Regions from separate parts of the Homo sapiens genome. Here regions 1 and 3 are each linked to region 2. A link is a contact called in ENCODE Hi-C or POLR2A ChIA-PET data. All regions are on one chromosome and are shown on one strand. The core of a region is the stretch at or near the end of the contact, and the rest is flanking DNA. Distances in the headings are between cores, read along the strand shown. Region 1 holds the start of MAX (MYC associated factor X). Region 2 overlaps FUT8 (fucosyltransferase 8). Region 3 has its middle 52 kb from the start of LINC02324.

Region 1 (4,337 bases), core at 766-3,265, 400 kb after region 2:
CCTAGAGTGCTCTGTTCATAGCAGGCACCCAAGAACTGTCTGTTGTAATCATCAATTAGCTTTAACTTCTAGTATCCAGTTAATTAACTCACTCAAAAGTGGCCGTCTGTCTCCCCAATAGCCCATCAGCTCTTATCACATAATGGTCTGCTTATATCTGTCTCCCCAACTCAGCAGGAAAGGAACACTATGAGACAAAAGCATGTAGAAAAGGTAAGTTCACTTGCAAAGATGTGCAGACTTAGTAGGACTGGATCACTGAATAAGAAATACAACAGATATTAGACCGCGAGCGGTGGCTCACGCTATAGGCGTGAGCACGTGAGCACTTTGGGAGGCCGAGGCGGGTGTATCACGAGGTCAGGAGTTTCGAGACCAGCCTGGCCAAGTTGGTGAAACCCTGTCTCTACTAAAAATACAAAGATTAGCTGGGCGCGGTGGCGGGCGCCTGCCCCAGCTACTCGGGAGGCTGAGGCAGGAGAATCGCTTGAATCCGGGAGAGGGAGGTTGCAGTGAGCCAAGATTGCGCCACTGCACTCTAGCCTGGGCGACAAAGTAAGACTCCGTCTCAAAAAAAAAAAAAAAAAAAAAGAGAGAGAGAAAGAAATACAATAGATATTAAAGGAAAAAATGTAAAGGAAAAATTACCACATTTACATTTGTCTTTTCAGCATAGATGACATGCTCACGTTGAGGAATGTGTGTCACAAGAATTGTGTGTGACATATCCCCAAATTTCCACATTCAAAAGTCAGGGATAATATGGTATTCATCCGGGAATCAGTAACTCATGGGAAAAGCTCAAGATGTCATTCACTTTGGAGACCAGATGTAAAGGAGTAGTATGGGTACTTTGTCTCAGGGTGGAAAGTGTCTGTTATGGTTTTCTTCCTTCCCATGGGACTTGTTGCACACTCTTACAATGGCGGCAGGACCGGCACGCTTGCTTGCACAGCTGTGAGCTGCATGAAGGCAGGGATGGTTTTGGTCTTATCCGTTATGGCATCCCCTTGTGGCAAGTTAGGTGTTCAATAAATATCGGTGGAATGCATGTGATTACACTTCATGCCACAGTATATAAATATGATTTTAACTGGACAGGGAACTGCAAAAGTTTCCCATATTGATCCTTTTTGCAATCTTAATTATGGTACTCTGAGCTGGGATATTGCCTAAACTGTCTGGGCTACAACAAACTCTGAAGGGGCTTTTACTTCCACGTCCATAGTGGTTGAGGGTTCGCGTTGTGTGAACGCTGGAGCCTCACGTGAGTAGCTGAGTAGCGAGGATGGTCACTCCCAGATAAACGAATACAGGATTCTCGCGGCTGGGAGCGGTCGCCCGGCGAGGTCGGTCATTCTGCCTGTCCGGTAGCACCACGAAACACCTGCCACTGACACCTCCCCACCAGCCCCCGAGGGTTCGCGCAGGCATCCCGAGCCGCGCCCCCTGGTCCGCCGCAGCCAGATTCCCTCCCGGGCGGGTTACGCCCCTAGGCGCAAAACGGAACCACTCCGTATGAAGAAGACAAAGTATAACCAGTCACACCAAAGAGAGGCAGCATTATTTAGACAGCCGGCTACTCCCCCAGAGACTCCACCCAGTCCCCTGGGCCCGGCGTCCAGCGCGCAGACGGTGCCCGGCTCCAGGAGTTCCAGCTCCCTCCACGTGTCCTGTCTTCCCAGCAGCCTCCTCTGCCGCCTCGGGAGGAAAATCTCCTGACAACTCGCGGTCTGCGGACTACGACTCCCAGGAGGCGCCGCGCCGCGGCTCTCCCCGCCCCCCCCCGCCCCCCCCCCCCTCCCCGGGACGCGCAGGCGCCTTGGGCTCCGTCAACAAGCCGGGCTGGCGTCGCCTGGATGCGGTTTCTTCCGGGATTTGTAGTTTTTCTGGAGCTACCCGGGCCGTCTGTTAGAGGGACAAGAACTACAAGTCTCGGCTGCCCCAGCGCTGCGAGCCTGGTCACGTGGCGGGGGCCGACCGGGCGTGCGTGCCGCCGTTGATCCGGTGCTGCAGTGAGGAGGTGGTTCTTGCCCGTGTTGTGTGTGTGTGTGAGTGAGAGAGCGAGTGAGTGAGTGAGTGAGTGTGTGTGTGGGGGGGACTCGGCTTGTTGTTGTCGGTGACTTCCCCCTCCCCTTCACCCCTTCCCCTCCCCGCCGCCGCTGCAGTGGCCGCTCCCTGGGCCGTAGGAAATGAGCGATAACGATGACATCGAGGTGGAGAGCGACGTGAGTCCTGGGGCTTCTTCCTTCCCGTGCGGGTTGTCAGGCGGGGACAGCGGCCGGGGCTCTTAGCGGGGCGACGGCGGGAGGGGGCCGGGCTGCCGCCGCCTCCTTCCCCTTCCCCTCGGGGCCAGGAGTGCCTCCGTCGCGTTCCCGGTTCGCTCCCCTCCGGCTCCTGGCCGGAGCGGCCTCCTGGGACTGGAGGTTGGGGGAAGACACGCGGCTTCTGGGACCCCCACCTCCTCCCTTGCGGGAGGGTGCTGCGGCCTCCCGCTCCCACCTTCCCCGGCTCAGGATCCGGGGGACAAGGATGGGGGGCGCCCGGGATCCCATTGTCCGGATCCAGGGGAAGGGGACGGCGTTCAGGACCTGCCCCTTCGGACTGCGATCCTCTCCTCCCGTGACCCGCGGATCCTGGGGGCCGGGGAAGGGCGGAGAGGGGTTGGGGGTGCCTAGATGCCCGAGCTGGGTCTGCAGGGAGGAGACAGTGCTCGGGACCCCTCTGGCCCAGGTCGGATCCCGGAAGGAGGGGCGGCGCTCGGGACCCCTCTACCCTGCTACCGGATCCCGCCGAGGGTGGAAGGGTGGGGGCAAGGGGTGGGGAGGGAGGAAGGGGTGTCGGGCTGACTCCCCACCCTCCGCTTCCTCTGCCGCCGGCATTTTCTTTCTTATTATTGAATGTTAAGTGTAAAAATAACTTCTATATTTTCTATTTTTTTTTTTCTCTCTTATTCCAGGAAGAGCAACCGAGGTTTCAATCTGCGGTACGTCTCCTACTCTCCATTTCATTTTTATTTCCGTTCAGTTCTATTCCTTTTTGGGGTCAGAGAGAAAAAGAGATCGTACTATTACTTTTAATATTGTAGTAAACTCTAATGTTAACCACTAAGGTGAGGTGGGGCCTGGTTCTGGAGGGTGGGGGGGTTGCAAATCCCATTATTCTAGATTCTCAGGTGATAAGTTCAGTGATTCTAGGTGAGTAAGAGGAGCTGTATGCAAAGAATTGAATTGTTCTGTAGTTTTCAGATAGGGGATCCAGATGCCACTATGTAAGTGGAAATGAGAAATGCAGCATTCTGGTCTGGTAGTATTATTTCAGGGCAAAGTGGTCAGAAGATTTATTTAGGAACAAGTAGGTTTTAAACCATATCTGTATAATTGTGTGAAGCTGAAGCCACATGCGGTAATCGCCTTTAACCAAGTCATGTGACTGCTATAGACCCGTAGAATCTAGCACAACATGGTATTCTAATGCAAAAATTGGAAATGTAGAGGAGCCAAACGTTACATCATCAAAGTGTCACATAAAGTTATTATGGTCTGATTCTCTGTATTTGAAGAAAAGGTATAAAGAAAATTAAAAAATAGCTGAAGAAAAGTGGCATTGCAGAGACAGCTTTGCTGAAAGGTGATGGATGAGACCATAGAGTGTTATCAATAATTTCTTAGGGTTTTGATATTAATGTTCTCAGTAGATGGTTCTGTGGATTTAGATAAGCACTAATTCCATGTCTTTGGAGTCTGAGACAGTAATATGGATGTTTCATGAATAGATTTGAGGGAAAAAAGAATACACACAGAATAAATCAGAATCAGCGAGGGGAAGAGAAATAAGTATATCAGAGTGTCTAATATTTGATAGTTGGGAGCAGTAAGAAATGTATAGAATGGGGGTAAAAAGTTCAAATGCCCATGAGGGCCATAAAGAATAAAGAAGGAAGAGGTGAGGGCTTGGGTACTGGAGAGCAGTGCCTCTTCTAAAAAGTCAGCACTACTGAACTCCAGTGGTTTGTTAGTAGGAGTGAAGGGTCAGTATTGCCAGATCTTCCTATTTTTAATTTTATTTTATTTATTTATTTTTGAGACAGAGTCTCACTCTGTCACCAGGCTGGAGTGCAATGGCGCTATCTCGGCTTACTGCAACCTCCGCCTCCTGGGTTCAAGCGATTCTCTTGCCTCAGCCTCCCGAATAGCTGGGACTACAGGCGCGTGCCACCACACCCAGCTAATTTTTGTATTTTTAGTAGAGACGGGGTTTCACCATGTTGGCCAGGCTGGTCTCGATCTCTTAACCTCGTGATCTGCCAGCCTCGGCCTCCCAAAGTGCTGGGATTA
Region 2 (4,178 bases), core at 1,386-3,885:
AGTCTAAATAAAACTGAGATGTAGGCCGGGCACGGTAGCTCACTCCTGTAATCCCAGCACTTTGGGAGGCTAAGGCGGGCAGATCATGAGGTCATGAGATCGAGACCATCCTGGCTAACATGGTGAAACCCCGTCTCTACTAAAAATACAAAAAATTAGCCAGGCATGGTGGCGGGCACCTGTAGTCCCAGCTACTTGGGAGGCTGAGGCAGGAGAATGGCGTGAACCTGGGAGGAGGAGCTTGCAGTGAGCCGAGATTGCACCACTGCACTCCAGCCTGGGTGACAGAGCGAGACTCTGTCTCAAAAAAAAAAAAAAAAAAAAAAAACTGAAATGTAGTACTTGACATAGTTTCTAGCTAAAGTAATAACCAACAAAACTGATTCAATTATGTCATTTTCTAAGAGATAAAGAAATAAAAACATCAGGAAAAAAATTAAGACTAATCAGGTCAAGTGGTTACGCATGTAAAACTCAACTATTCAGATAACAGTGGCTAGTTAAATGAGACAAGATAGCTTAGTACATGGGGCACAGAATACAGCCCTGCTCCCAAAAAAATGTCATATAACTTTAAGAAAGCCACTATATCATCTCTAAAGCTAAAATAATGTAGTCTCAGTAAGAATAGTGATACTGCATCAATAATTAATACAGTGTGTTGGGGTTTTTTTCCCTTTCTTTCTTTTTCTGAGACGGAGTTTCACTCTTGTTGCCCAGCCCGGCGTGCAATGGCACAATCTCAGCTCACTGCAACCTCTGCCTCCTGGGTTCAAGCCATTCTCCTGCACAGTGGCTCACACCTATAATCCCAGCACTGTGGGAGGCCAAGGCGGGCAGATCACCTGATGTCAGGAGTTTGAGACCAGCCTGGCCAACAAGGTGAAACCCCGTCTCTACTAAATATACAAAAAAAAATTAGCCGGGCATGGTGGCGGGCGCCTGTAACCCTAGCTATTCAGGAGGCTGAGGCAGGAGAACACAACGTTTTCTGAGTGAGGAGACACTATGGAAAGAGAACAGGTTCCTGGCTTCTAAAAAGAGAAAAAAAGTATTTATTAACCAAGTTATTTCAATATATTTAAAAAAGTCTTATCTTCCTTCCCCTAGAATATAAGAAGCTGACAAAACCACATGACAATTATGAAGACAGGTATTATTGCTTGAATCTGGGTCACTAAAATTATTAGCTGTTCAAGTGAGATAAAAGAAAGGGGAAACATCAATTATCTAGAAGTCTACATTTTCTTTGCTGTTAATGTGAAACATATCCCACACAAAACCATTCAAATAAGATATATATCCCTACATTTGAGTCTCCAGGAACAGGTCCTTTGAAGCAAAGATTGGACAAATAGTTAAAATTATTTAAACAATTCCTGATCACCAAATGTCAACAAATTTAGTTAAAAAAAATTTTTAATCCATACAGTTAACATCCTACTTTAATATTTTTTCCTAAAAAAGAACATGAAAGTTCAACTAATACAAAAAAGCCTCGCAGTTTTAAAGAAGGGGGTGTAGGTGGGAGAAGTAAGAAATTCAAACAGCTTCAAGGACAAAAAGCATGTCCCACACCAGAACATATTTACAACTCTTCAACTTGAATTCAACTAACATCCAACTGCGGCAATCAGCCAAGCTTGGCAAATTAAAATAACAGTAATTTTGACAGATTATCTTCTATAAATATTCAAATATGAACATTTGTGTTCACGCAAAGGTCTCCATATGCCAATCAAAATGCTTTGTTAAGGATCCTAACATTGAGCTTTTTTCTTCACCCATCTGTAGGAATCCCCTGAATCCTTAACTTCCATTTTAACTCTCTCACCCCAGCTAATTGTGAGACACATTATCTGTCTAGTTGTAGCCTGAATTAAAAACTTAAGGATAACATTCACATAGTATCAACAGACAAAAGGAACCTAGAACCTTTCAAAATCTAGGTCTGTAAAGACAAAAGGAAAGATCCAGGAAGGCAGGGAGGGAAGGGCAGAGAGAGGCTCTTGAAGGATGGCAACCAAATGAAAGATTACCTTTCTATTTGTGTTAGCAGATAGAAATTACTGAAAGTAAAATCTAGATGTAAAGAGAAATTAACAATTTCATAAATTTGGGCTCTATTCAAAGTTTCATTTGGCTCAAGGCAAGATGCTGTGTTTTAATGACAAGTTTAAGTATATGAAACTGTCAAAAGCAGAGAAATGCCATCAGTATGAAATTCACACTAAACACACTTTTTGAAATCTGCAGATGTCCTATCATCAGGAACAATCAATAAATAAGAGTAACAATGGCTTTAATGAAAGCAAGTTATCTGATGCATGAATTTGTTAATTGTTCTATTCTGTCCTCCATTACTCAGTTTCCCTTAAATATGTACACAATTACCAAGCAGTCTCACGCCTTCCAGGAAAATTACAAGTGATAGGCACATTTCTGCATTCAGGGCAGCATTATATTATGGAAGAAAATTTAACCTATTCAGAAGCATATATTTCTCTGATCCTACCTGGAAAGAAACAGCTATAAATAGCTCTACTAAAATTGCTCAAAATATTTCTAGACGGGCAGGCTTACAATAGAAACTCTTACTTTATGATCACTCACCACTCAACCATCCAAGTCCAACACTGGATCTAAGCCAAACCAGTAGTTCTCAAGGGAGGGAAGGGAGTTAAAAAAGTCTGGTCTAGGGACCAGTAGCTCCAGCCTCCCCTGGGAGCTTGTTAGAAATGCACAATCTCAGGCCTTACCCAGGGACATATTGAATCAGAATCAGTATTTTACCAAGATCCTCAACTGATTCATATACACATTAAAATTGAAGAAGCTCTGCAGGAGGGGGAATTTTTGAATGAGTAAAAAAGGCATAATCTTTTCAGAGGTTGGTTACCACTGCAGACCACTGTTTGGCTAATAAGCAACCAATTTTAAAACTTTGTTTATGGGTAACATCATTACTTTTACCATTATTTATTTTACATTTTAAATAAGGGCTTTTAAAAAACAGAAATACCTCAAGAGGCAAAGAAGGAGTATCTAATGATTAAATGTAAGTTACCAAAAAAAGCTGTAACAGAATTATCTCAGAATAAGTGGACCCGGGCCGGGCACGGTGGCTCACACCTGTAATCCCAGCACTATGGGAGCCTAAGGCGGACAGATCACTTGAGGTCTGGAGTTCGAGACCAGCCTGGGCAACATGGTGAAACCCTGTCTCTACTAAAAAGACAAAAATTAGCCAGGCATGGTGGTGGGTGCCTATAATCCCAGCTACTCGGGAGGCTGAGGCAGGAGAATCACTTGAACCTGGGGGGTGGAGATTGCAGTGAGCTGAGATCCCACCACTGCACCCCAGCCTGAGTGACAGAGTGAGATTCTGTCTCAAAAAAAAAAATAACAATAAATAAGTGGACCCAGCCAGGCATGGTGGCTCACACCTGTAATCCCAGACCACTTGGAGGCCAACATGGGTGAATCACTCGAGGCCAGGAGTTCGAGACCAGCCTGGCCAACATAGCAAAACCTCGTCTCTACAAAAAATACAAAAATTAGCTGGGTGTGGTGGCAGGTGCCTGTAGTCCCAGCTACTTGGGTGGCTGAGGTGAGAGGACTGCTTGAGTTTGGGAGCTCGGGACTACAGAGAGCCAAGATTACACCACTATATTCCAGCCTGGGCATCAGAGCAAGACACTGTCTCAAAAAAAAAAAAGAAAGAAAAGAAAAGACAAAGTAGACCCGTCTCATGCCCCCTCCCCCATCACATTAACTAAACAAATTAATTTTTTAAATAATAATAACAACTTTCCTTCCAAACCCTCAGCATTAAGAATATCTGGGTCTGGGGTCCAAGTAGCTAGGAAAAGAGACCAAGAGACCAAAGGCCTATGGCCTCCTTTGACCAGAAGAGAAGGCTATATATACTGGTTATTCAGCTATTTTCTCTCAGATCCAAATCTACCCTTTAATACTCATCTTTGTAATACTGAAAATAAAACTCTGAAAACTACTTTTCTCTTCTGCAGCTAGCTTCCTCACACTGCCAATAAGGACACTAGAGGGAGAATGCAGTACATGCTTTTTCCAGTCAGCATTGCCCAGCATAGATCCTCCACCCCAGCAGTAGCAGTGATAACCACCAGCTTTTTCTGGCACTCTCAGAAATTCCCCTC
Region 3 (4,335 bases), core at 1,228-3,727, 330 kb after region 2:
ATTATTATTATTTTAGATGAAGTCTCCCTTTTGTCATCCAGACTGGAGTGCAGTGGTGTGATCTCGGCTCACTGCAGCCTCCGCTTCCTGGGTTCAAGCAATTCTCCCGCCTCAGCCTCCCGAGTAGCTGGGAAAACAGGTGCTCACCACCATGCCCAGCTAATTTTTGTATTTTTAGTAGAGATGGAGTTTCACCGTGTTGGCCAGGCTGGTCTCGAACTCCTGACCTCAGGTGATCCACCCGCCTTGGCCTCCCAAAATGCTGGGATTACAGGCATGAGCCACCGTGCCCAGTTGATTATTATTATTATTTTTTAAAAGTTCAGATTGTCCAAGATTTGAATGGGAGCTCCTTCCAGCTTCTTCTTCTTCTTCTTCTTTTTTTTTTTTTTTTTATTGAAACAGGGTATCTTTTACTACATAGCACAGGCTGGAGTGCAGAGTGGCTATTTACAGAGGTGATCATGGCTCACTGCAGCCTCAAACTCTTGGGTTCAAGCAATCCTCCCACCTCAGCCTCCTGACTAGCTGGGACTACAGGTGCATGTTACTGCCCCCCAGCTAGGGTTATTTTTGAAGGTGGATTCTCCAAAACTCTGGTCCAGGCTATTTCTCCAAATTATGAATGTTTAAACAGCATTCAAGAATCTAATTTTTAACATTATGAGAAAGCACAGCATCTATGCCAGTGAATTTTAGAGTTCCAACGAAATAACAAGATGTTTATTTACATACATTTTATAATCTTCCTAAAGACCAGACTCATTTCCTAAGTGAGGACATGACTTCCTCTCTCTTCTCCCGGTCCTGATGTATGTCCAGTCCATTTCACAGTAGACCTACTGAGGAAGTAGCAGGGTAGAGAGGAGAGTCAGGGAAGTGGGAAGGTGAGAGAGAAGTAGGGAGGAAAAGGAACAGGAGGAGAAAGAACTCCTCTCCTCTCCTCATTTGTTCAGACGGTCTGGCACCTACAGCCTCCTCATGTCCCCCAGCCCCACTGCCCCCTCCTGGAAGTCAGCGCACTGCTGCCGCTGGCATTCACATCGTGTCGGCAGGACGCCGCGTTGTCAGAGGTTAGAGACAGCCACTTTCATCTCAGAAAAGGGGCCGGGAGATGACCTGGGTTATATAGAAGGAACTCAAGTCTTCTTGCCGCAGAAATGCCACTGGAAGGGATGGAGGAGAGAAAACCCGGTTGTATGATGTCTGCATTGCCCTCCTCGCTGGAACTCACCACAGGCTGGAGGTGCTTCCGGCAGAACCGAGCTCCGGGGAAAGCCTGTGATAAATCATCTCTGTCTTTACTAGCCAAGGGTTGCTATGGCAATAGGAATACACTGTAGGTTTTAAGAGATGTAATTTTCTGTGATTCACTGTATATTTTTAGCCATTTTTCCCTCTGTATTATCTCCCTGTGGTAATTGCCTATTAATGCTGGTCTGTACTAAGATTGGACTAAACGGTCGATTCTCAGAAGAGATGAAAACCCTGGAGCTCAGTAAGTACAAGGGGGTGATGGCCCATGAACTTAAGAGTAACCTGGTAGAACAACCAGATTAGTTCAGGACATGGATGAATTCACGTGGCCCATGCTACGTCTGTCTTGGGAGGAGAGTAAAGCAGAGTGAAGGGACCCAGCAATGTGGCTCTGGAGTTTTGGGAATGGGAAGCTGAGTCACACTACCCACTGAAATCCATATGCTCGAATGGTGTCAAGGGCAGGCCACAAAAGTCAGAAACGAGCATCCTGCGCAAGGGACACTAGGACCCAGGTTTCCAAACAAAGGAACTGTAAAAGCTTCTAACCTTTTGTTTTTTTTTTTGTTGTTGTTGTTGTTGTTTTTTTTTTGAGACAGAGTCTCGCTCTGTTGCCCAGGCTGGAGTGCAGTGGTGTGATCTCGGCCCATTGCAAGCTCCACCTCCCAGGTTCATGCCATTCTCCTGCCTCAGCCTCCCGAGCAGCTGGGACTACAGGCGCCCACCACCATGCCCGGCTAATTTCTTTGTGTGTTGTTTTTTTTTTTTTAGTAGAGACGGGGTTTCACCGTGTTAGCCAGGATGGTCTCGATCTCCCGACCTCGTGATTCACCTGCCTCGACCTCCCAAAGTGCTGGGATTACAGACATGAGCCACCGTGCCTGGCCTCTAACCTCTTTTAATTTAGTTCAAGTCTTCTATTGTTTCTTATCTTATCCTTCCTTCTTTATTCCTTTCTTCTTTCTTTCCTTGCTCTAATTTTACTTTTTTTTTTTTTTTTTTTAACCGTAAAATCAGGGGAGAGACTAAGAGGAGGTGAAAACAGAATGTATCTAGTTGCTATTGGTTCATAGTTGTATCAGGGGTCTTTCCATCCAGGCCACAGAAAATCCAGCCTAAACTGCTTAAGCAGAAAGAGAACTTACTCTTTCTCTAATAGCTGAAAAGTCCAGGGGCTTGGGTTTAGTCTCAGGCACAGTTGTATTCAGAAGGCCAGATGACATCATCAACATCTGGGCTGTCTGACACACCACTAAGTTTCACTGATATTTGGGCATTTGGGCTGCAATAACATGAAACTCAGCTAACAGAGGCTTCAACAAAGTGTGGTTTGTTTTTCTCACATAAGAAGTCCAGAGAGAGGTTTATTTTTCTCATTCAACAAGCAGCCCAGAATAGGCATAGATGACGTTACTATGCAGCAGCTCAGTAATGTCATCAAGAACCCAGCCTCCTTCTTCATTTCAGCTCTACTGTCTTCAGGGTCACAGGAGGACAGGTCCAGCTCTAGACATTCAAGGCAGAAAGAAGAGGCTAGCTAACTTCCGATTTTTTTTTTTTTTATCCAGAAAAGTAAATCAATCCCCAAAGTTCCCAGCTGACCTCTGCTTCCAGTTGATTGAATACATCAGTGCCATGAGGCCACTTTAGCCACAGAGGAGGCTGGGAAAGTACGTTTTTAAGCTTTTTTGGTCCCTGCAGTAGAAGCAGTGTTTTTTGTTTGGTTTGGTTTTGCCTCATATAACAGTCAAAGAACAAACCGTACCCAAGATTGTGAAAGGGTTCTGCCTCTTCCTTGCAGTCTGACCAGTCACTCCGTTGTCATATCCTAGCCAAGAAGGGAGAAGGTATAAGAGAAGGGCAAGAAGCTTTCTTTTAAGGATGCAATGCATAAGTTGCATTCATCACTTCTCTTCTGCCCATATGCTATTGGTCAGAACATAACCACATGATCACAACCAGCTGTAAGGGTGGCTGGGAAATGTAGTACTTGGGTAGCCATGTGCCCAGCTAAAACTTGAGGAGTTCTGTTAGTCACATGATGAAGAAGAGGGGTATTTTGAAACAACTAGCAATCTCCTCAGGTGTAGTTAGAGCTCCATGATGTGCTCACTTCACATTGCATGCCTGTATCAAAACATCTTATCTACCCCATAAATATATACACCTACTATATACCCACAAACATTTTTTAAAAATAAAATAAAACAAAAATAAATTAAAAAATAAAAAAGAGCAGTTATAGGAGAAAGGGTTTGGATGGCTATTAGATTCACTCATTCAAGGCCAAATATTTCTGCCTCTGCCACATTCTCAGAGAGGCTTACCTTTGTGCAGGTAAGACAGCTTCAGCATCACCAGCCTCACATTCTCCCTGGTCCAAGACCATTAGTAAAAGAGCTCAACATCTTCGCAGCTACCCTGGGCAGTCTCACCACATCTCCTTGGTTCTTACTGGGTCACCTGCCCATCATTAACTAAGGGGATGCAATGCAATACTCTGGTCATTCCTGAATGACTTGCTCCACAAAATCACCAAGATCTTTCTGGGCCTCAGTTTGCTCATCTGTAAACTAAACATAATAAAACCTACCTCACAGGGTTGGTGGGAGAGTGCTGCTGGGGGACTCAGGCTGAGCTGGGGGTCATTGTCCATACATGCATTTCAGTTTGCCTACTGACCAGACTCACCTTAACAATATCATTTCAAAAAACAAGACCCTCTAAAATCAAAGTAATCATCAGTGGATAGTTAGCCTAGATCTCATCTTATAATATATTCCAAAGTAAAAATACTTGCTAGGTACCTGGCACTGTGCTAAGCACTTTGCATACCTTCTATCAAAACTCTCAAAGTAATTCCATGGGAGAGATACTTTCACTGTTTTCAATTAACAGACAAGAGTGGTGATGGGTGCCTGTAATCCCAGCTACTCGGGAGGCTGAGGCACAAGAATCACTTGAACCTGGGAGGCAGAAGTTCCAGTGAGTCGAGATCACACCACCGCACTCCAGCCTGGGTGACAAAGCAAGACTCTTAAAAAAACAAACGAATAAACAAACAAAAATAAACGAGTA

The links. A loop is a pair of places that touch in the nucleus more often than their neighbours do. ChIA-PET counts read pairs that join two places held with the same protein, here RNA polymerase II (POLR2A). Pooled maps may share reads with other maps.
Region 1: a pooled map shows a loop between it and region 2 (5-fold over the local background). The contact joins the promoter of MAX here to the enhancer-like site in region 2. A Hi-C loop is called at or near these places in 2 of 50 pooled maps. POLR2A ChIA-PET finds 5 or more read pairs at or near these places in 2 of 52 experiments (RWPE1 and activated B cell).
Region 3: a loop to region 2 is called in a map with no recorded cell type, with 3 times the contacts of the local background. The contact joins two enhancer-like sites. A Hi-C loop is called at or near these places in 1 of 168 maps with a recorded cell type or tissue (PC-3), 6 of 37 single-sample maps with no recorded cell type and 6 of 50 pooled maps. POLR2A ChIA-PET finds 5 or more read pairs at or near these places in 6 of 52 experiments (AG04449, B cell, GM10248 and 3 more).

What each region holds. Positions count from the first base shown.
Region 1 is chr14:65,100,195-65,104,531 of GRCh38, reverse strand. MAX (MYC associated factor X) reads left to right here and starts at 2,015. Exons shown (of 5, transcript NM_002382.5): 1 at 2,015-2,228; 2 at 2,960-2,986. The coding sequence starts at 2,193. RefSeq lists enhancers at 1,601-1,750, 2,444-2,944 and a silencer at 2,081-2,430.
Region 2 is chr14:65,501,457-65,505,634 of GRCh38, reverse strand. The region is part of intron 2 of FUT8 (fucosyltransferase 8); the gene reads right to left. Among named protein-coding and RNA genes, the nearest start is that of MIR625, 32 kb to the right of the region's middle. RefSeq lists enhancers at 3,885-4,054, 4,085-4,144. Within about 2 kb of position 2,635, at least 2 of the 41 ENCODE cell types and tissues checked have a DNase peak (open chromatin) inside an H3K27ac peak, as active enhancers do.
Region 3 is chr14:65,167,816-65,172,150 of GRCh38, reverse strand. No RefSeq gene overlaps it. Among named protein-coding and RNA genes, the nearest start is that of LINC02324, 52 kb to the left of the region's middle. RefSeq lists enhancers at 992-1,161, 1,182-1,241, 2,805-2,904. Within about 2 kb of position 2,477, at least 4 of the 41 ENCODE cell types and tissues checked have a DNase peak (open chromatin) inside an H3K27ac peak, as active enhancers do.